Regions from separate parts of the Mus musculus genome. Here region 1 is linked to region 2. Evidence: chromatin loops called from intact Hi-C (ENCODE). Cell type or tissue: left cerebral cortex. All regions are shown on one strand. Each heading gives the region's core, and the rest is flanking DNA. Links, peaks and the distances in the headings are about the cores only.

Evidence for each region. Hi-C counts contacts between places; a loop is a spot of excess contacts. Peaks named below come from ENCODE experiments on the same cell type or tissue, not always from the same donor. Only the 100,000 strongest peaks of a DNase experiment are listed, where the experiment ranks them.
Region 1: a loop joins it to region 2, with 4 times the contacts of the local background. A loop is called at or near these places in 6 of 42 quality-filtered maps.

What each region holds. Positions count from the first base shown.
Region 1 is chr13:101,903,984-101,914,606 of GRCm38, reverse strand. No RefSeq gene overlaps it. Among named protein-coding and RNA genes, the nearest start is that of Gm41044, 110 kb to the left of the region's middle. In left cerebral cortex, for the core only: no CTCF peak of the experiment used is centred there; DNase peaks (open chromatin) are centred at 3,746 and 5,374.
Region 2 is chr13:101,763,119-101,773,741 of GRCm38, reverse strand. Pik3r1 (phosphoinositide-3-kinase regulatory subunit 1) reads left to right here and starts at 5,525. Exons shown (of 16, transcript NM_001077495.2): 1 at 5,525-5,765. In left cerebral cortex, for the core only: CTCF peaks have their summits at 4,997 and 5,791; DNase peaks (open chromatin) are centred at 5,453, 6,047, 6,396, 6,613 and 1 more place; H3K4me3 peaks cover 2,610 bases; H3K27ac peaks cover 2,792 bases.

The DNA of each region.
Region 1 (10,623 bases), core at 2,578-7,577, 140 kb before region 2:
AAGGTAAGGAAAGCTACTGTTTTTGTCTGGTTCTCTTCAGCTGGGGTCTGGGTCCTCTTCCCATCACACTGGCCACGTAGGGCATAATAGGGCTTATATACTGGGTTTAGTATACAGATAGGTTCTCAGATCTGCATGGTTTATTGTCCTAATTTCTTTTTCTGTTGCTGTGTAAAATAAAGACAACTTAAGAGAGAATGGACTTGTTCTGGTCCAGAGTTCAGGTTAAGGTCCACTCTGGCAGAAAAGTCACAGTGGCAGGAACTGAAAGGAGCTGGTTACGTCATATTCGGAGACAGAATGAACGGGCAACAGACACCAGCATGTTGGTGCTCTCCTTCATTTCTCTGTTTTAAACATGTCAAGGCTTGGTCCTGCCCACCATCATGAATCAGGACAGTCCTTCACAGACATGCCTTAAGACCTATCTCCTGGGTGACTCTAGAGTCTGTCAAGGTGACAAATAACACTAATCGTCACATCTAGAGCAGTCGTTCTCACCATTCCTAACCCTGTGGCCCTTTCATGTTGTGGGACACCTCCCCCCCCCCTGCCCCCAGCCATAAAATTACTTTCATTGCTACTTCATAACTGTAATTTTGCTACTGATATGAGTCATAGTGTAAGTATCTGTGTTTTCTGATGGTCTTAGGCAACCCCCTGTAAAAGGGTTGTTCAACCTCCGCAAAGAAGGTCACAACTCACAGGTTGAGAATTGCTAGCCTGGAGGTACAACTGAGTCACAGAAGGTGCTCACTCTCTTTCCTGTTCATCTTGTGGGCCCTGGAATTTAGGGGGAGCTAGACTCACAGAAGGAGGTTTTTGCTTGCTGCTTTGCTTTGCTTTGCTTTGGAAAACAAGATTTTAGATTGTGGGGGTTATTTGTTTGTGGTTGTTTGTTTTTGCCAATTGGAAACAAACAAAAACTACCATGGGAGTGACACCAGTGAGCTCCCAGTCATCAGACTTTGTATTTTCAAAAGGGTGTTTGTCCTGTTGACCCAGTCTCTTCAATTGGTCATATGGTCGATACTGACAGCTTTCTTTTTAAATGTCCCCAAGGGTGGCACAAGGGTGTCTTGGATTTTGACCACAACTAAATCTGAAAGCTGCTTTTGATAGTCCCAATAATCGGTGCCTTTTCGTTTCCTGCTCTAGAAGTAGTTACTTACCTTGAGTGTGAGTTGGATTTATTTTTGAGGTGCTGAGATTTGAACCCAAGGCCTTATGCATGGCTAGGTCAGCTCCCTACAACCACTAAATCCTAGTCCCCAAGATTCCCATCTATAGAGTAGAATACAGCAAAAGTAATGCTATAAGTTTCTCAAGACTGGATAATGTGTGCCCATGGCCGTCTATTTTTCTAGCATTCTTATCCCCAGGAGTCTTAAGAAAAGGCTATGAACTTTGTGAGAGGCTGAGGTGTAGAGTTTCTGAACAGTAGCTGTCAACCATCCTGTGCAAACCCCACCCCTACCCCACCTTTGTTCTTCAAACAACACTGGGATGCAAGTATTTGCATGGCATTTTCATTGTATTCATTGTTATCAAGAGATAATTTAAAGTATACAGAAGGATGTAGATCAGTTCTGTGCAAAGAGTGCTTAGTTTTATATAAGGGTCTTGAGCATCCAGTCTCCCATGGATACCAAGGAACAGCTATATATCTCCACTTCTACTTTTGTCAACAAGTTTCTCTGTAACACAGTGTCCTACTTTTATGTGGCTGCTTTTCTCTGAGTGAGAAAAACAATTTTTTTTTAAAAAAATCTGAAATCATTGTTCTATTAGAAAAAAAAATGCCCACTGTTTTAAAAGCACAGATTTATAGATTATAGTTCCCATGGTAACCCCTTGACCTAGAGACCAATTCTAAATCATCTTAAATGTCAAAATTTTATATTGCTGATCTTTTAATGATAATCCAGATGGCTCTGGACTTAAAACATTTATGGGAAGTGAGCTTCATTTTATATCCTTTTGTGGTAATAGAGTAACTATAGAAAAATGCATAGAAGTCTTTTTATATAACTTTATTTACCTTAAGACTATTTCTTCTTTTTCTTCTCTTCATCCTCCTCCTCCTCCTTCTTCTTGCTTCCAGTGCTCACCTGCTTTTGATAGCACCAGTAGACATCTTATCAGACCCTTCCTTCTCTATTCTGCCATCAAGAGACTGATAAGCCTTTGTTTAACCTTCGTGACAACTGGAAAACCTAACAGGCTGTTCTTCCTGGACCAGGACCATGAGACTTAGTCCTTTATAACCTGAGACATCTAAATGCAAACCCTATGCAAGGGGATTTTCTTTACCTGTTCCCGGGGTCCAGAGCTACATAACCCTCTCCAGGGGACTAGGAATATTCCCTGTGAGTTCTATTTTCCCCTACAGTGATGATAAAATTCGAGACACAGAGAGGGATCTCCTGCTATTACCTTGCTTTTCTCTGCCACTTCTCAGAATTGGCAATCCTGCATCAAGAAGCACATTAGTTTAGGGTTTGTGAGTTTGTAAGAAGGGGTAGATGGAAACCAGGATACATATTGGAGGCTCTGATGAAGGACTACCTGATAGCAATAGTGACAGCCTTACAACCGTAGCATCAGAATCACATACAGATTCAACATCAAAACCCTTCCAACCCTGCTCCCTTCTTACTCTAAATATCTCCATTGGCCCATCTCATCTCTTCTCTGCTGACAGCATGGCCTGGATGATCCTTACACAACCTCTGCCTATGAGAAGTTGAAGCAGAAAGATGGAGAGTTCATGGTCAAGTTGGACTACATCATGAGACTCTGCTTCAAAAAGAAAATACATAAAAACATACTAATGAGTGAGACTGTATTACTGCAAGGCTGATATCTGCTTGATATCATCTGCTGATAAATCTGCTATCATTTATTTTTAAGAAATGAAATAAAGTATCTGCAAACACTGCTACTCCCTATTATCCTGCCCTGTACCCAGCTAAACATCTCTATGCAGTACTGTGGTGAGCAAAAAGCTTTGAGTCTCAATCCACTTTATTGAATAAATCACAATGAAGTTGACAAGATTATCACATTTACTAATGAACATAAAACTAGGGAAAATAGTATAAATAGTTTAGCTTTTGCAAAAATGATAAATGTGTTCTATGTATGCCAAGGATGGTAGAATATTGTCCACACCATCTTAGACCAGTGGTTCTCAACTTGTGGGTTGATCCCTTTAGGATTGAATGACCCTGTCACAGCGGTCTCCTAAGACCCTCAGACATTACAGATATTTACAATATGATTCATAACTGTAGCAAAATTACATTTATGAAGTAGCAATGAAAATAATTTCATGGTCACCACAACATGAGGAACTGTGTTAAAAAGGTTGCAACCTTAGGAAGATTGAGAACCACTGTCTTAGGCAGACATGATAACCTAAATCCAAATTATTTGGTTCAGGGTTTGCAAACTACAGTCCATGAGTAGAGTTCCCTCTATTTGTTTTTATGAATAAATTTCACAAAATGCACTAATTTATCTACCTTTCCTGTGGATGTGAGGTGTGGGAGATGGCACCGTAAGGCTGTACACAAGCCACTGAGCTACATCCCTAGCCTTAGTAGGTGCTTTTAAGTTACAGCCATAGAACAGAGACAAGCGACTGTGGCTCAAAGAGCCTGAGCTATCCATTCTCTACCCTTTCGTACACTGCAATCCTGCTCCAGTCTGTATTCATGCCAAGGAGAACTGGCATGGAGACAACTCCTAAGCAGGAGCATCTTTTTCAGAGGCCCATTGCACAGTGAAAGCATACAGCCTCCTCTTCCAACTGTTAAGCAGACACAACTTATCATACCAAGCATGGGAGCCCATGCGATTGACAGACAGTAGACGGGACAGGCCATGAAGGCACTCCTAACTAGAATGCCTTCACTAGAGTTTTCTCTTTGTAACACTATTTCCATTTTCATTCCCAAGTATTTTTGAAGCCAAGTATAGAACAAAAGGAAAGTGTTAACAAAGTTTTATCATGTAGCAATATGACATAAATGAAGTTCGGAGTTGCCAATTGTCCTAGTTACTGTCTATTACTGTAACTAAACACCATGATCAAGTCAATTTACAGGAGAAAAAAAAAGGAATTTTATTTAGTTTATGGTTTTCAAGGATTGGAGTTCACAAAAGGAACAACTGAGAGCTTACATCTTGATCAAAGAGGGCAGGGGTAGTGGAGGTGGGGGGAGAAAGAGAGAGACAGAGACAGAGACAGAGACAGAGAGAGACAGAGAGAAGCACAAGCACACTGGCACAGTGGGAATCATATAACTGTTTTACCCTCCAAAGCCTGTTTCTAGTGGCACAATTTAACAAGACCACACCTACTAAGCTTTCCCAAACAGTTCCATGAACTGGGGACCAGATGTTCAAATATTTTAGCTTAGAGGGAATATTCACATCCAAGCTCCTCATTTCACTCCGTAGCCCCCTTAGGTTTTTGGCCATAATATAATGCAAAGTTTATTTAGCTTAACTTCAAAAGCTATATTCTGTAATAGTCTCAACACAGTGCCCTGAGAATCAAAGTACTGTCTTAATTGTAGCCCCCTGTAAAATCAAAAAGTGAGTTACATATGTCCAAATTACAATGAGACAGAATATACGTTACCTTCCCAAAAGGGAGGCGTTGGGGCAACATGAGGAAATCCTGGACCAAAGCAAGACTGAAACCCAGCTGGGCAAACTCCAAATCATACGGTTCTATATCTGATATCAGAGTTCTAGCTGGCTATCGCTTTTCCTACTGAGACAGGGTATGCATTGGGCATCATTTGCATCTTTTAAAATGAGAAAGGAATGTGTGTTTTTAATGTCAGGAAAGGATTCAACTTCACACTGTATGGACTGTTTCTGAAATCAGGATGGATAATTATAATTCAATCTGTCAGCAATGGGAAGTGAGAACTCTGTGTTCATGGGTTCTTTGGCATGTCTAGTGGCTTTCTCTTGCCTCTTTACTCCAAATGAAGTTGAATCTGCCATCTTGGGAACTCTGGCCATTCATATACACATATCTTTTTGGTTTAAGCAGATTCATTGATGCTTGATACAAAAATAGTAGCTTCACAAATATGTGATTTCTTGAACTTCAAGATAGGTGCTAACATCAACTGGTACTCAGGTGACCTCAGAGTGGGACACCCCTAACCACTGTGAAAGATGACATAGAAACCTAGTTTTGTTCTAGAAGTGATTGTTGACTACCCGGGTCTTTTTCTCCATGTGAGCAATCCTGTATCACATGATGAGTCTCTACTCCCAGGGGAAATATGCATTTGTCATCACAGTCCTGCTGTGGTTGGGGAACCATATGTGCACCAAGACTAAACTTGGGTTCCCTGGCAGATTGCCCCGTGAACAAAAGCAGAAATCCACTAAAAGGACAGGGAAGTTAGATTCATGACCTAAAAGGGGAAGATTAAACCAAGATGTGCCACGAACAGAGTGACGCTGCTGAAGTGGAAAGAAAGGTCAGGTGTCCTGGAGGTCAGCGAGACCCAAGGGGAGGAAGGACTGGAAATAAGCTGCCAGGGTTTGGATTCTAGCTTCATTACTGTGCATTTCTGTACATTACTGAAGCAAGTTAGCTGAGTTAGCTATGCTTCATTTTATTCATCCATTAAAAACATAATGAATAGTATCTATCTCACCAGGCTGTCTGCTGCATCAATGTTTGCTGCAAAGCCTTCATTAATAACAACATCAATATTGAAACTAGAATGCAAACTCTGGCATAAGAAGTGTAAGTCATTGTGCTGGATTGCTCAGTGCATTAGTCTAACAGGATAATAAAACAAATAGCATTGACTAAGAGGCTTATACAGAGAAATCCATCTTTTACAATTCCAGCCACATAAGAAGTTACACATCAGGTGTTGCAGAGTTGGTTTCTCCTGAGGTCCCCTCCTTGGTTTGAGGCTGGCTGTCCTGAGTTCATATAGTCATCCCTTTGACACAAATGTCAACATTTCTTAGAAGGCCACTAGTCGCACTGGTTAGAGTCTATCCTAATGGCCTCTTCTGAGCTTCACAGTCTCTCTGCTGGCCCTGTCTCTGAATACTGTCACCTTCTGAGCTACTGGGAATCAAGACATGGAAAGTCAAGGAGGTTAGGGCCATACCCATAAGAATCAGTTTCATTAAGCTAAAATTATGTTCCATTTATCCAAATGGCTCTAAATTGGCCAAACATAGGTACCAGTTTCAAACTTGGAGACAGAAGGGCAGTAGCCTCGGCCCTCTGGAGGTCACTGCAGTTGTTGAAAGCAACAGACGCTGAATGCCAGGGGGACCTAGTTTATTTACCCTGGCTCTCCTCTGATGCTCAGCCTGTATTCTACACTGGTGACCACCGGAAATGAGGCTGCCCCCTCAGCAATCATCACATACTTGAGAGCCACAGGCTTTCCCCACCCTTTTACCTCCACATTTCTATGTCTGGACGTGCCTGGCTTCTTGAGTGACTAGCTAGGAAGGCCTCTGATCTGTCCCCCAGCTTCCCCTCATTTCCCACAACTGTGCAATCTAGTTAGGAAGTACTTATGTTGTCCTGTAACTCCCAGAGTCACCGCTCATGTGACTGAACCCCGAGTAACACAGAAAGAAGAAGAGGGGGCCTTCCAAACCTGTTACTGAGAGCTATGAGAGTCCGAAAGCCTGCCGGTATTCCCAAGCCTGAGCTCATTCAAAAGCCCACGGACGCACATCGTTCCTCTTTCCATTTTGTTCTGATCCCAGTATGTTTCACAAATGGCTGCCAAGTAAAGGTTCCCGGAATCATAGTCACATCATCAAGTGGCGATCAAGTGAGGTCCCATAGGTGGTAAGCAGGGGTCACTGGCTCAGAATAGAGAACAAAGTTCTTAGAGGGTGCTTTCCAGGGAAAAAAAAGTGAAACATGTACGCAAAGTGTGAGAAAAGACTAAGCGTGGGTCACTGGTGGGAAAGTATAGAAAAAAACAAAACTTAACAAAGGAAAGGCATAAAAAAAAATCGAGGCACTTTTAAAAAGTAACTAATTTAGTACATACAAAAATCGGACGTGTATGGTTTTTTTTAATTACATTAGAAATTAGACAAGATATGTAATCAATCTAGCCCCATATTGAGAAGTGAAGGAGAAGTTTCAGACTGTGATGTGATGTGATGTGATATGAAATTGTGGGGAGAGTGTATGAAGAGATGGGAAAGACCTGTTGGAGGCCTGGCTGAGATGGCCCAAGAGGCAACTCCTTTGAGAGGCCAGACTGTATGTCTGTGGTAGCTGTGAGAGAACAGTAACAGCAAGAGAAGGTTTTAGAGAGATATGAGAAGATAATTATATAATTAGGGACTTATTTGGGGAATATGAGAGCCAATGAAGAGGAAGAAATGAAAAAGAACCTTGTGAGAAAAAGGAAATTAATCAGAGCTCAAGTGGAAGGAAGATCTGAGTTCTGGTGAGGCCTGGGCATTTTTATCACTATAGGGGGGAGGAAGAAGACACAGACCAACAAAAAGAGATTGTGTATATGTGTGTGTGTGTGTGTGTGTGTGTGTGTGTGTGTGTGTATGTGTATGTGTTGTGTGTGTGTGTGTGTGTGTGTGTGTATGTGTATGTGTTGTGCATGTGTTTGTCTATATGTGTGTGTGTGTGTGTGTGTGTGAGTATGTGTATGTATGTATGTGTATGTGTGTGGTGTGTGGTGTGCCTGTGTGTATGTGTATATGAGTACGTGTGTGTGAATGTGTATATGTGTATGTATGTTTATGTGCGCATATGTATTTGTGTTTATGTGTGCATATGTATGCATGTGTGAATGTGTATATGTGTGTGTTTGTGTGTGTGTGTGTGTGTGTGTGTAAGACTGAGATGAGGACACCTCCCTCCTTTCACTTCACCTCTGCATACTTAAGTATGAAGTCTCAACATACTTTCCTAGAGCTCTGTCCCAACCCCTGCCACTTTGGGAGGTCAGAGAATGAGGAAAGACCTAAGTCAGAGAGGAAGAGATTATAAGCCAAGAGAGGGAGAGAGGAACCATTCTGTTGGAGTCACACAGCTAATTAGGGACTGAAATCAAACTGGCTCCGAGCCTAGTACTCTTTCACTACCAAATTACCATGTAATATTGAACAGATGGGAGTGATTAAGGCTTAGGGCCATTATGAAGGCTAGCATAACCTGTGTTGCATCCAATAAGAGAACGGAGTAGAACCCCAGCCGAGAGATTTGAGCCTCACATTGCAGGAAGGGATAATTTTACCCACTGTGAGCCATGATTAGGTTTGAGTGGATTGAAGTAAACTGTAAACTTTTTAAAGTCACTGCTTCACTGCAATCCAACCCAGCTGGGCTAGAGAAACCCTGGCTGCCTTGGGTGGCACTCAAGGCACAGGAAGGGAGAAATGCCAGGCAGGAATATCCAGAATATGAACTGAAATCCACTCTCGAAGTCACACAGAGCCTCTGCAAATCTTCGTTCCACTCCATTCAGAGGCATGTATTAAATACACTGAAAGTTTAGACACTACTTAAAAATAACATTCGCCACTCCACCTCCACACATGTGGGGGCCTCGCAATATAACTTCAATGACAAGAGGCTCTTCCTCAAAATAGTCTTCCCTTAGACAGCTCCTTCATGACATCATGCAGCTTAAAAATCTTCTTTCCTTCTGTATTTGCATTTCTAAAATATCTTGGAACTTGGTATTTATTTTGATTGACATTTTTTTTATCCACCCTGTGGGTTTCAATTCCCCCTTCTCTTTACAAACGATGTAGAATTGTGAGTGCTGGCTATCTTAGTCATCTTTCTAGTGCTGTGGCACCATGACCAAGGCAACTCTTAAGAAAGAAAGCATCTAATTGAGGGCTGGTTTACAGTTTCAGGGGTTTAGTCCATTATTGTTCATGGTAGGAAGCATGGCGGCAGCAGGCAGGCACTGGAGCAGTCACTGAGAGCTATATCTTGATCTGTGACTTCAAAGATCACCCCCAGTGGCCCATCTTCTCCAATAAGAACACATCTACTCCAGCAAGGCCACACCTCCTAATCCTTCTAATCTTTTAAAACAGTGCCACTCCCTGGTGACTAAGCACTCAAATATGCGAGGTTATGGAGGCTATATTTATTCAAACTACCATACTGGCCTTGCTCAATCAAGTTGGCTTTGTTCTTACATAAATTTGGGATAAGGGCAATGTGTTAATTTATTAATGGCCACATTGACAAGTTCTTAGATTATGCTCACTCATGCTCCCCTTTGTAATTAAAATCCCTCTGTCAGACACTCAGTGCTTCTAATCAATACTGGCTTAATATCTTACCAATCATCTACATTACCCTAAGGCTGAGCCCTCAGGACCAGTGCTTGGAACTTCACCCACTGTTCTTTGTTTCTCTTTGCCAGGACTGAGATCCTGAGCCAGAAGAGACCTAGAAAATTTCTGTCAAATAAATTTGCCAGATTCCAGCCAGGCATCAGAGGGTATCCCCCAGTTGCCAGTATCCATTTCTATCTGATTACTCCTGTTTTATTACATTCCCATAGTTAAACCTCTGACTAGATAAGTACAATTGTATGGTCAGATCTCAGCTCACCTTACAGAAAGGCCAGGAGTGTTCATAGGCAAATAATGCAATGGACACCAAACAGAGGCCCGTCCTTATTTACTCAGGCTTGGGAGTATAATTTCTTGCTGAGAACAAAATAGATTATAACTGCATATGCTTTCTCTGACCGGTGTCCATTTCTTTCCCTGTTATTTTGTACATTTCTCATTATAGTTATAAGTGATTTGAATTTCTATTACCTGCTGATTATCTGTCTTCCCCATTAAATGTAAGATTCCTAAGGACAGAAACCATATCCATCCTGTTCTCCAAGTGCTGGGAACAATTTCTGACACATCGTAGACAGACTACTTGTACAATAATCGAAAAACCATGCTCTTACTTCCCATCAAAGCTATTTGTCCTGGGTTTCATCCATTGAAGATCCTGATGATAAGCCATCAACTAGAAATCCCTTCTTCCTGGGTCTTTTCCATCAGAGAAAAATGCTCATCTTAAAAACAATAATTGATTTATTTTATTCACCTCTCTAGCTGTAGCTCCATCTGCTCTTCATTTCTGTATTGTCCTTTACAGAAAAATTAAGTAACATGTGTGCCTGGGGCAAGGATGTAGCTCAGTGGCAGGCTGCTTGCCTAGTATGTGTTCGGTCCCTATAAACTCTGTGTTTGACCCCCATTACTGCCACCCAAACCACAGTTGTGCCTATACTTGTCATTTGCAATTTTCCAATGTATTTCCTGGTTTTCTCCAATCAGGGCTTTGTCTCAGCCATTTCAATAAAATTGCTCATGTTGAGCTCACCAAGAGCTTCTAATTTGCAACAGTATGCACAGCTTAAACAATCTGGCCCTGCTATCTTTCTCCGTGTATCTATAATGTGTGTGTGTGTGTGTGTGTGTGTGTGTGTGTGTGTGTGTGTGTATCTGTTCATGTGTTGGGGCGGGGCTTGCATGTCAGGGCCAGAGATCAATCTTGGATTCCACCTTTTTCTTTTTTTTCTTTTTTTTTAAAATACAGGA
Region 2 (10,623 bases), core at 2,309-7,308:
CTTTAGTTCTCTCTCCCTTACGGAGTGCACACAAGGTACCAAATACTCTACAATGTGATAAAGCTATAAAAACAAGAAAACATAGCTGGTTTTTTGAGAAAAATGCATAAAATTTTCTTGTTTCATAGTTTATTTACTTATTACACCAAGCTTATAGCTACAATTTCTACCTTTTTCATGGAAGTGGTTTTTAAGAGAAAATATTGGACAAACTTTAATAGAAATGCCCACTGAATACCTGCTTCTGCCTCATACCTATGGAGTGAGTCACAACTCATGAAAGCACTTGTCTATGAAACCCTAGATTCAATTACCACTATCTTATGTGTACCCATGCATGCATGCTCATATTCACATGCACTCACAAAAGCCACGAGCCTCTAGAGCGTGTGCCATCATCAGAGATCTGTAAGCATGCAATTATGCACTAATTCACTCTCTATGATAGAGGGGAGGTTCCCTCTCTCAGAATTCAATCTCGATAGTTTGCATAAGCTCATTACTGTGAGATGAGAGCTATAGGAATGCTAGCTCTTTCAATTCTTACTCCGGCATTAAGCATCCTGGTCAATAATCTCTCCCCCTCCCCCCAGATCTGTATTATATGTATTTAACCTAGATATTCAGAATAGTTGAAGATCTTGAGGTAAGTAACATACAGCTTGGATTTGCCCCAAGTATTTCTCAACTATTAGGCAGAAAAAGGGGGAGAAAGAAAAGCACTGGCAAAAGACTACATGATCCTCAGAAGTCACCAACTCAGAGGCATTGAGTACCTACAGTGTTCATAAAGAGCAGAAGATGTCAGGAACTCAGATCTTTGTATCAGCATATGAACACCCTCAGCCTAACCTTTTTTTTTTTTTTTTTTGAAACTCACAAAGGTGACCATCACACTCTTGGCCTAACCCACATTTAACAAACAAACAAACAATCAAACAAACACACAAACAAAATAAAAATGCTCTGACTTAGTTGCTACCATGTGATAATCAGGGGATTTCCTATAAACATAAATTTCCAGCTTCTTTCTGAAAGCCAGAAGGTATGGAAAACCCGGGCTTACAGTCTAGGCAGCAACCATCAGTTAGCCTCCAGCATCAGCTGCTCTTCATGAGATCAGATGTTTCAACTCCTGTCCACATTGCTAAAGAGATCTTTCCTACTTGGATTCTCTGAGGTAGGATTTTTTAAAAGCTGGATTCACCTTGATGTCATGTGAAGAGACTTAGAAATGATTGATTCTCATGGCTCACCTCTTTATAGAATCCATCTCGGGGATATAGAGCAGATCTGGGATTTTTGGTAAACTCTCCAGGCAATATTGTTCTATGATTAAGATGGAGGGCCACTTAGACACATCATTTAACCTGTATGTGTATCACCTGGCAATTCTGCTCAACTGCAGCTTGTGATCTAGGCCGTCTAGGACAGAACCTTGTATTCTGCATTTGTGACCCGTTCTTAATTCTGCCGGTGCAGCTGATCTGTGGGTCTGGTGTTGACGAAGACTCCAGGACACTGGTACTCATTTGGTTTGTGTTTGAAAACCTAAAATACACACTAAGATTTCAAGGCCAGTGGAAGCACATTCTAACATCACGGTTAGTACAGATGGCCAATGGATGCATCCTACTTGTTTTCACTGTTGAGGCTATTGTCTCAATTATGGTTACTCAAACTCTTTCTCTGTAGTTCGGGTCCTTGATTGACTCTGATTTCCATGCCATCTTTGCCAGCGATGATACTCTTGTATCTCTGTTGGGAATTTCCCATCTTCTGACATATTTATCAAATAACCAAAGCCAACAGTTTGATAAGTACTGGTTGAATTGTGTGTGCTGTGTGTTTGTCTGTTTGTCAATTTGACACAAGGTAGAGTCAAGGTAGAGTCTTCTGGGAAGAGGGCTTCATAATTGACAAAAACTTTTTATTATATTGGCCAGTAGATAAAAATGTGGGACATTTATTTATTTATTCCTGATTAATGTGGAAGGGTGCAGCCCACTGTGGGTGATGTCACCCCTGCGGAGGTGCTCCTGGATTGTACAAAAGAGAAAGGTGAGGGATTTATGCAGACTAAGACAGGCAATTCCTCTATGACCCCTGCTTCAGTTCCTGCCTCGACTTTCCCTCATGATGGACTGCAGGCTGGAAAAGGAAGAAAGCCCTTCCCTTTCCTCCTAAAGCTGCTTTTGGTGATGGTCTTTCTCCCAGCAATAGAAAGCAAACCAGAACGCTGTGTCTACGTGACATACGAGCATTTTATTGGGGTGGGTTCCAGTATGTCCCAGAAGGCCCAGGATAATCATTCTCAACTCCCAGCATGCAACAAATGGTTTGGAGAGTTTCCTAAAACAGCTTTTTTTTTTCTTTCCACTCCAATCTGACATTTTTGGTTTAGAGAAGACAGATAATTTGCATTTCCAGGAAACTCCAAGGAGATGTTCACAGTCCTGCCCATCTGGGGTTTTTGTAGAAATGAAGAGAAAGCTTGTGGCACAGGGGCCCCTTTGCCTTATCATATCAGCTTCTTGCTTTATTACAGTTACAGTTTGTGTTCCCAGATAAGGTTTTACTCAAGAGGTTACTAGAAAACACAAGTATAAGGCTAAGAACTTGTCATGCAAGGGTAAGTACCTGACTTCAGAGCCCTAGTGCTCAAGTAAATGTGGGTGGGCATAGGGGCTTGACTGTAAATCCCAATGTACAATGTGCAGAGGCAGAAAATCTTTGGTGCAAATTGGCTAGCTGTAGTATCTGATGGGTGCTTCAGGTTCAAGTGGGAGACCCTGCCTCAATCCATAAGGTGGAGAATGAGGAAGACTCCACTGTTAAGTATACACAGGCACACACATGCATACACATGTGAATATGTATACATATGCACACAGGCTCATACTCCAAGTATGAATAGTCATATTGTTTTGTTATTGCTTTTAATTCATAAAATCTATGGGAAATGGAAATAAAATGTGTGGGAAGGTATCAATTTAATATCAATGAAATAGATTATTTGGTGCCCGGGTATGGAAAAATTATTTTTCTTTCATGTGACCCTCTTTGGACATAAGCTGTGTGTTGTGTTCAGTTATAATGAAAATAAGTCAAAGAACGTGTAAGTGCATAATCAATTGCTGAAGACTTTTCTATTAAGAGGAAGTGCAGTTGGGAATTAGATGCTTTTTTACGGCTGAATAGAATCCTATGCTGGAGCCTCTTTCCAAGACTCTAGTGAGCCCAAAGGGAGGAGAGAGCTAGCAAAGTTTGTATTTTCTTCGAGGAGAGGAAAACTAAAGAAAACATCTGTGAATGTTTTATTACTTGAGTTGTCTTAGTTTGGATTAGATTTAAGGGCTTCTACCGCAGGAAACACACCACGGCCATCCACCAGGAGGCTCTTCCTTTCACAGACTACGGAAGAATGTACCCCTGTACCTTGGTTTCTAATTGCCACTATTAAATACTCCGACTGAAGCAACTTACAGGAGAAAGCATTTAACTCACAGTTCAGAGTAGTCTATCATGGTGGGTAAGTTAAGGCCATAGGAACTTGAATAGCTGGCCACCTTATGCCCTCAATCAGATAAGAGCAACCAGTAATGCATGCATGCATAGCCCTCATTTTTTGTCTCCATTCGTACAGTACAGAATTTCCTGCCCTAGGTGTGATTCTACTCATAATTAAGATGGATCTCCCTACACAAATTAACATAATCTATATTCAGAGAGATTCTATAAAGACTAGGCTGGTTTGAACTCGAGACTATGGCTTCAGCTTCAAAGTGCTGGGATTACAGACTTGTCACCACATCCTGAATGGTAGGCAAATTCTTTATTTTATTTTTTATTAGATATTTTCTTTATATAAATTTCAAATGCTATCCTGAAAGTTCCCTATATCCTCCCCCCGCCCTGCTCCCCTACCCACCCACTCTGCTTCTTGGCCCTGGCATTCCCCTGTACTGGGGCATATAAAGTTTGCAATACCAAAGGGCCTCTCTTCCCAGTGATGGCCAACTAGGCCATCTTCTGTGTAGGCAAATTCTTTTTTTTTCTTTTCTTTTCCATTTTTTTATTAGGTATTTAGCTCATTTACATTTCCAATGCTATACCAAAAGTCCCCCGTAGCCACCCACCCCCACTCCCCTACCCACCCACTCCCCCTTTTTGGCCCTGGCGTTCCCCTGTACTGGGGCATATAAAGTTTGCGTGTCCAATGGGTAGGCAAATTCTTAAATGTGATGTGGGTAGCAGCCTGCTTTTGTCTTTATTAGATACCAAGAGTACCAGAAACATTAGTACCTGAATTGTGTACTGAGATCTCTTCTTTTAGAATGGGCGTCACCTTTAAACGTGACTGCATTTGTTTAACATAAACTGTGAATTTCATTTTTTCCCTCTGCTTCCAAAACTCACAGTAATACACTACCAAATTTAGAATTTGACAACAGACTAAGTTCTTGGTTAAGAAAAAGCATTTTGTTGCCAGAATAGCTGCAAAAGGGATCTTTAGGGCAAGAAGGGTGGGTGGCTACAGGTTCCTGAACTACAAAATAAGACATATTTTGGGAGCAAAATTTAAAAAGTCCATGAGTTCTTGAACGTTTTTATGAAGACAAAACACGGGGCTATCATCCTTTCTTATCTGGGAAGGCTGAGCCATTATCACTTTTTTCTTGAGCAGCTTCCATAGTGGTTTCTACTCCAAGGATCTACATTTTTACATCTAACAAACCATAGACTTCATTTGAGTTTCTCCAGCCTATCAGAAGCGTTAGAAGGCGGTGGACTGGCTGAATGACCTACATAGGCTCTGCCTTGCAAGGACTGCCAGAGATCACCCGGTATGCGCCCTCCTCACAGAACACTCCTTTTCCTCTAGATCCCGCCTTGGTTCCTGGAGGCAGCCGTGCCAGGCTTTTGCAGGCGGCGGGCACTCGTTGCTCCAGCTCACCCTTTCACCCCTCCTTCACCCCGGGAGTGCCACGCCGGGTGGCGCGGTTTTTCTGACCACTAGGGAAGCTGGGCAGGCAAGGCCAGGAATTACAGGGCCTCCCCGCTTTGGCGAGCCCTCGCATCTGCATCTTCCTGAACCCAGCCACTGTCCTGAAGCTCTAGTGGATTCGAAAGAGGCAGGGTCTCGCAGGCAGCCGGCTGGGCTCCAGAGAGGCCTGAACTTATTTCCCACCCCCCACCCCCATCCCCATTTGAACTCCCTGCTTCGGGCCTGGGCGACGCCCCGCAGGCGAGCCAGCCCCAAGCACGCAGAGTTAGAGCGCTCCGTAGCGGAGGGCGCGCGCCGTCCAGTCGCCCGGGGCATCCCCGAGCCGGGGGCGGGGGCGAGGGCAGCGAGGGGTGCGGGGTAGGGTCGGCAGCACAGAGCGTAGCTCCTAGACCTTGGTAGCCCTCCCGGAGACTGGCAGAGGCGGAGGGCGCGGCTCGGGCGCTGGGGGGCGGGGTCTCGGGCGTTGATTGGTGTGTATCTGGGGGCGGGGCGCAGGGGCGGGCCCGGGGTGGGGCTGGCGCCTGGCGCTGGAGCTGCGCCGCTCAGGGAGAGGAGTAGCTAGCAGCTGGAGCCGAGTTGGAGGAAGCAGCGGCAGCGGCAGCGGCAGCGGTAGCGGTGAGGACGGCTGTGCAGCCAAGGAACCGGGACAGCGAAGCGACGGCAGGTCGCAGCTGGATCGCAGGAGCCTGGGAGCTGGGAGCTTCAGAGGCCGCTGAAGCCCAGGCTGGGCAGAGGAAGGAAGCGAGCCGACCCGGAGGTAGGCGGCGGCGGGTCCCGGTGTGCCCGGGAGGGGGAAGCGGTGCGAACGCGCACGGCCGCTGCTCTTCCTGTCACCGGCAGCCACTTCTGCTGCCGAGCCACTCAAGGGGAAGCGAGCAGGCTGCCAGCTCCCAGTCGCCAGCATCTCTCGGCCACTTGGAAGCCTTCTCCGGCCAGTGACCAGCTTGCTTGGTCGCAGCCACCTCCTGCTCTCATTTCCTTCGTGCCACCCCGGGCGGGCTGTGCTCGTTACCCGGAGCGTTCGGTCCTGGAGTTGCCAGCGGTCACCGGCTCCCCTCCTCCTCCGTCACCTCACGCTTCCGAGGGTCCCCGATCGCCCTGCAGCTTTCCGAAGCCGGGAGCGCGCGAGGAGAGTGCCTGGATCGCTGCCTTTGCGTTAGCGCGGCGTACCCTCCAGGCCCGGAGCCCCAGCCGGGGTCTCCGGCCAGGCTGGGCCATGGTGGTCCCCGGAGCTCGCCCCCAGCCCCCGCCCTCCGAAGTTTGCCTCCCTCCTCTTCCGGGGTGGGGGAAGTGCTCCTCGGGGCGGTCGGTGGCTGGGGCTCTAGCTCGGCGTCTGGCGCCCGCCGGGCTTGGGCAGGTTGCTGGAGGCATAATGAGTGGGATCCTGGCACCGCCCGGAAATCCAGCTTTTCCTAACGCGGGGCGACCCTGGAAGGACCTGCCCAGCACTAAGCTGCCGGCCAGGGAGAACCGGCCCGCGTGCAAGCCAGAGCTAAAATATCTGGGGGAATTGTCTGCAAGCTACTTCCTTCCCAAAGGCAGAAACTGCCCGGCAGATCACGAGACAAAGAGAATAGAAACGCTCTGACCAGGCACGCATGTACAGAAATGCATTTTAGTAACCAGCTTTCGCGCACAATAACGCAAGGGTGTGAGCGGAGTGGCTGTGACATGTTGAATGCTGTGTGCCGGCACTGTATTCAGGGGAATTCTGCTCCTGGCGCTAGTAATACCGGAAAGGTCTCACTTCCACCGTTAATTCTTGAAGAAGCTGCAGGCTCTATTGCTGTACTGGTGTGAATTTATGCTTTATTTAGGGGTTTCATGATTTTAGGACTTAATTTTCCCCCTTTTCTTTTCCTGTCTTTTTCCTCTTTGTCAGACAGTGTGAAATAGGAAAGGATGAAGCAGTTCCGGGTTTTAAGTGTAGCATGAGATTGTCATTTCAGTGAGATCGAGTTTCAAGTTTTAGGTGGTAGGGTTACTCACAAAGCTGGTTGACCTAGGCTCCTTGTGCAAGCCTCTCTTAATATTTCATTAGCTTGTGTTCCATGTTGGGCATTTGAAAGATAGTAAATTATGAGCTAAGAAAGCTTGTAGTAGGCAGATGGGTTTATTTCTGCCTCAGAGCAGATTGATTGCTAAAGTAGATATCATTAGGACTTCAGGGCCTTCTGCACAGGTGAGCCGCCCATGCATCGTTTGTCACTGAGCAGGGAACCAGCACCCCAAGAGCCCCCCCCTTTTTTTTCATTTTTTTTTTGACAGTTGCACTCAAGCAGACCATTTTCTGAAGCACACAAGTTGCTTAAACTTTGGAAAACATGTGCTTTTTGCTTATTACAAAGAAAATGATCCTGGTTTTTCTTGTGCCTCTTGTGGTTCAAAGGCAGGTTTAAATGGGGGAAGCTCCTTGCCTGGCAGGAGTTCTGTGCCACGCCACTGCTGGCTGCCTTCCTCTAAGTGCCTGTTGCAGGCCACGCCACTTTTCCATAGCAGTCTGTCAGCTTTTACGATTTGAAGAAAGTTGGATGCAGCTGATAACTGGCTCTCAGACTGTTGTGGGAGTTTGCTTTTAACTTTCATCTTGCACCAAGACCTGTTCCTAGTTGCATAACAGAACTCTGCCATGTGCACATTGTTATCTGTCATTTTATTTGCATTTTTATGATAGCATTCTGCTTTTTCACATCTGGGATGCACTGCAGTCATGTAAAAAGAAGGATTTCACTGCCCACTGACTCCATTTATTGTTTTCTTTAGCTGTGTGTGTGTGTTTGGTACATTTCTAATGTATGAAGTTAGTTTGGGAAAACTGAGCAATTGAACACATAGAAATATGCATTTTTGGCTGCTGATGGTGGGTGGTGTGCATGCATCTTTTGGAACTGTTAATTACACCTAACCTGATCAGTGCACCCCCTGCCCTTTTGTTCTTTTATTAAGTATATATTAATTGTATACAACAGTGAGGTTTTTGGGGGGACATTTTTCTACATGCATGTACCATAGTTTGTTCATATTCATTAGCCTTTTCTTGTCTCTTTCCCTCTCAGGCTAATCTCTCAAAAGGCTTTGAATCTTAAGTTCAAGTTTACTCAACCTCCACAGACCTAGTACCCTTAAAAACAGTGGCTTTTCCTTTCAACTGTTTCTGAGCCCACCATGGAACTTGAAGTTTGTTGTGTTGATGGACATTTCTTCTCTGCCACTCTGTCTCCTAAGTAGTGCAGCGAAATGTTGTAAAAGGCATTTACTTTGAGAAAATTATCCACATACTTGTTACAGTAGGAGGAATTCTGGTCCAGCTTTTATTGTGTTTACATTTTTTTTGACTTGCAAAATGTGTTTTATTGGATAAAGAGATAGCGAATGAGTCACCTGGGGAAATAGTCCCATGGGCAAGTCGTCTGTACAAGCCAAGCTAAGGTTTGCATGTGCGCTTTTGACTTTGAATCTCTCATGAATAAGGTGTACACACGCAGATGGATTGAGCTCCTATCAGTCTATTAGGCTCATTACACAGGGCAAGCAAAGCACAAAGCCCTTTCCATGACGTAGGGCTTTGCTAGCTAAGGCAGGAGATGAAGCGTCCTGGGGAAGCTAGGAAAACCAGAAAGTCACCTGTCAGTCCAAGGGGCTATTAGTTGTATGTGTGAGAATGTATCAGTTTGGAGGCAGTTTCTCATGCAGTCCACCCTGGCCTTGAACTCTTAATGTAGCAGAACTTGACTTTGTACTCTGGAGTGGTTCACCTCTATCTCCCAAGCCCTGGGATTACAAACTTGTGCCACCAAACTCAACTGTCAGGTTTTTGGGTTTTTTTTTTTGTTTTTTTTTTTTTTTAAGACAGTGTAAATTGCATCTTTATTTATTTATTTATTTATTTATTTAAAAAAGCATCGGTTGTGATTAACTTTTAAGCACTCATATTTTATTGCAATTTTTAAAGTCTCCTTTGACTCCTCTCTAATGAAATTTTTTTTGTGTGGGGGGGTCATGGTTTTGCCAATACTCTTATTGAAATCACTTGCCTAAAGTACTGGCAATTAAGGCCGTTTCTTGTACACTAAGCCAAATGAACTGAAAGATAGAGGGTGTAAAAACTTATAGCTTGTCTGTCTGGCTCATGCTATCCTCCCCCCCCCCCCACTCCCCAACCTCCCATTTTCTGGAGAAACGTGCACCGAGTACAAGCTTACTAAAGAAAAAAAAATCGTAAAAACAGCACTTTGTTCTGCCACTATTGTATACCTTAAAGTAAATCAAATATATACCCATAAGCACCTGTAGTCAAAACAGTTCTCAGGTTAATGATCACCTGGGGGAGAATTGAAATCATAGGCGCCTGGCCAAAGGGTCAGGAGGCTCTGCCAGTGGGTGTTGTGAGGAGTTACAGGCGGGGTGTCTGGCCAGCAGTTCAGCCTTTGCCCCTTTCCTTCTTCCTGGAATGCCTCTGTAGTCCTGACAAACTGGGCTTATCCCAGGAGGACCCAGCTGCCTTCATTCTCTGGGGGCATTGCGTGACTGTGTTCAGTTTTTCCTCTTTGAGGAAGACGCCATGAAACTCAACTAGATAGCAGTGTCGGGACTCCCACCTTGTGCTCTGCCACCAAGTCACAATTCTGTCCCCCTCCCACATACGCCCCCTGACCTCCCCTGGGCCACCTTCCACCTTGGGTCTGGAGAGAGAATTACTTGGGCTAAGTCCACAGGCAGGCTCTATCTGACTCTATTTACAGCAGGAGTTTTATTTTAGGTAGCTTCAGGCTTCTTTTTAGAACTGCTTGCAGCACTGAAAGGCAGCGCAAGAGAAAATTCCTGGCACCTGTCTGTTTCGGTTTTAAATCTGCATTGTGCAAACAGCAGTGACATTCAATGCCGATATTGCTAGCAGTCCTATTGTTACCAAGAGCGGAACAAGAGTGCTGGAACTGCAGTTGACTGTCACTTCAGGCACGCCTTTTAGCTTTGCTTGTTTTCTCATCTGCAAAATGGGGCCGAGAAGGACACTCGAGCGGTTGTAAGGGTTCACGTCAAATTCCCCAGAATTGTGCTTGGCACACCCCAAGCACAGAGTCGGGGTAATTGAGAAGCGTGGTGCTACATACTTTTGTGAGTGTAATTGCCTTTAACCTTCATAATGACCTGGGAAGGTATAGGTCTGTTTCCATCGGCCTCATATGATGACGGAGGGAGGAGCTATAGTTACATATCTAGTCATGGACCAGGGCAGCCGCTGTTAGCTGTAACTCATAATTCACCCTTCCGGCCATGAATTTAAAGTACTACTGTTGCTTCCTCACCAGAAGAAGCACTTTCGGGGCCTCTCCCTCAGTTCACACCTCCCATGGCTCCCCTTCAGTCCCTCTCCACTGTAGTCATGCAGGGAACCAACACACTGCCCTCTTCTGGGTAGTGGGGATCTCTTTCTTAGTCCATAAATAACATGGCTCTTAGTCCTAGCTCTCTCCATCGTGACCCTCACAGTCTAGAAGGGCTGCTGGGGGTGGGCTGGGGTAGGTCTCTCCACTCCTCTTCTTGGTGTGCTCAGGGACACCCAGTGTTGTAACTGCTTTGCAGTCCGTCTCTTAACTGTGTCACCTGGGTGTGTA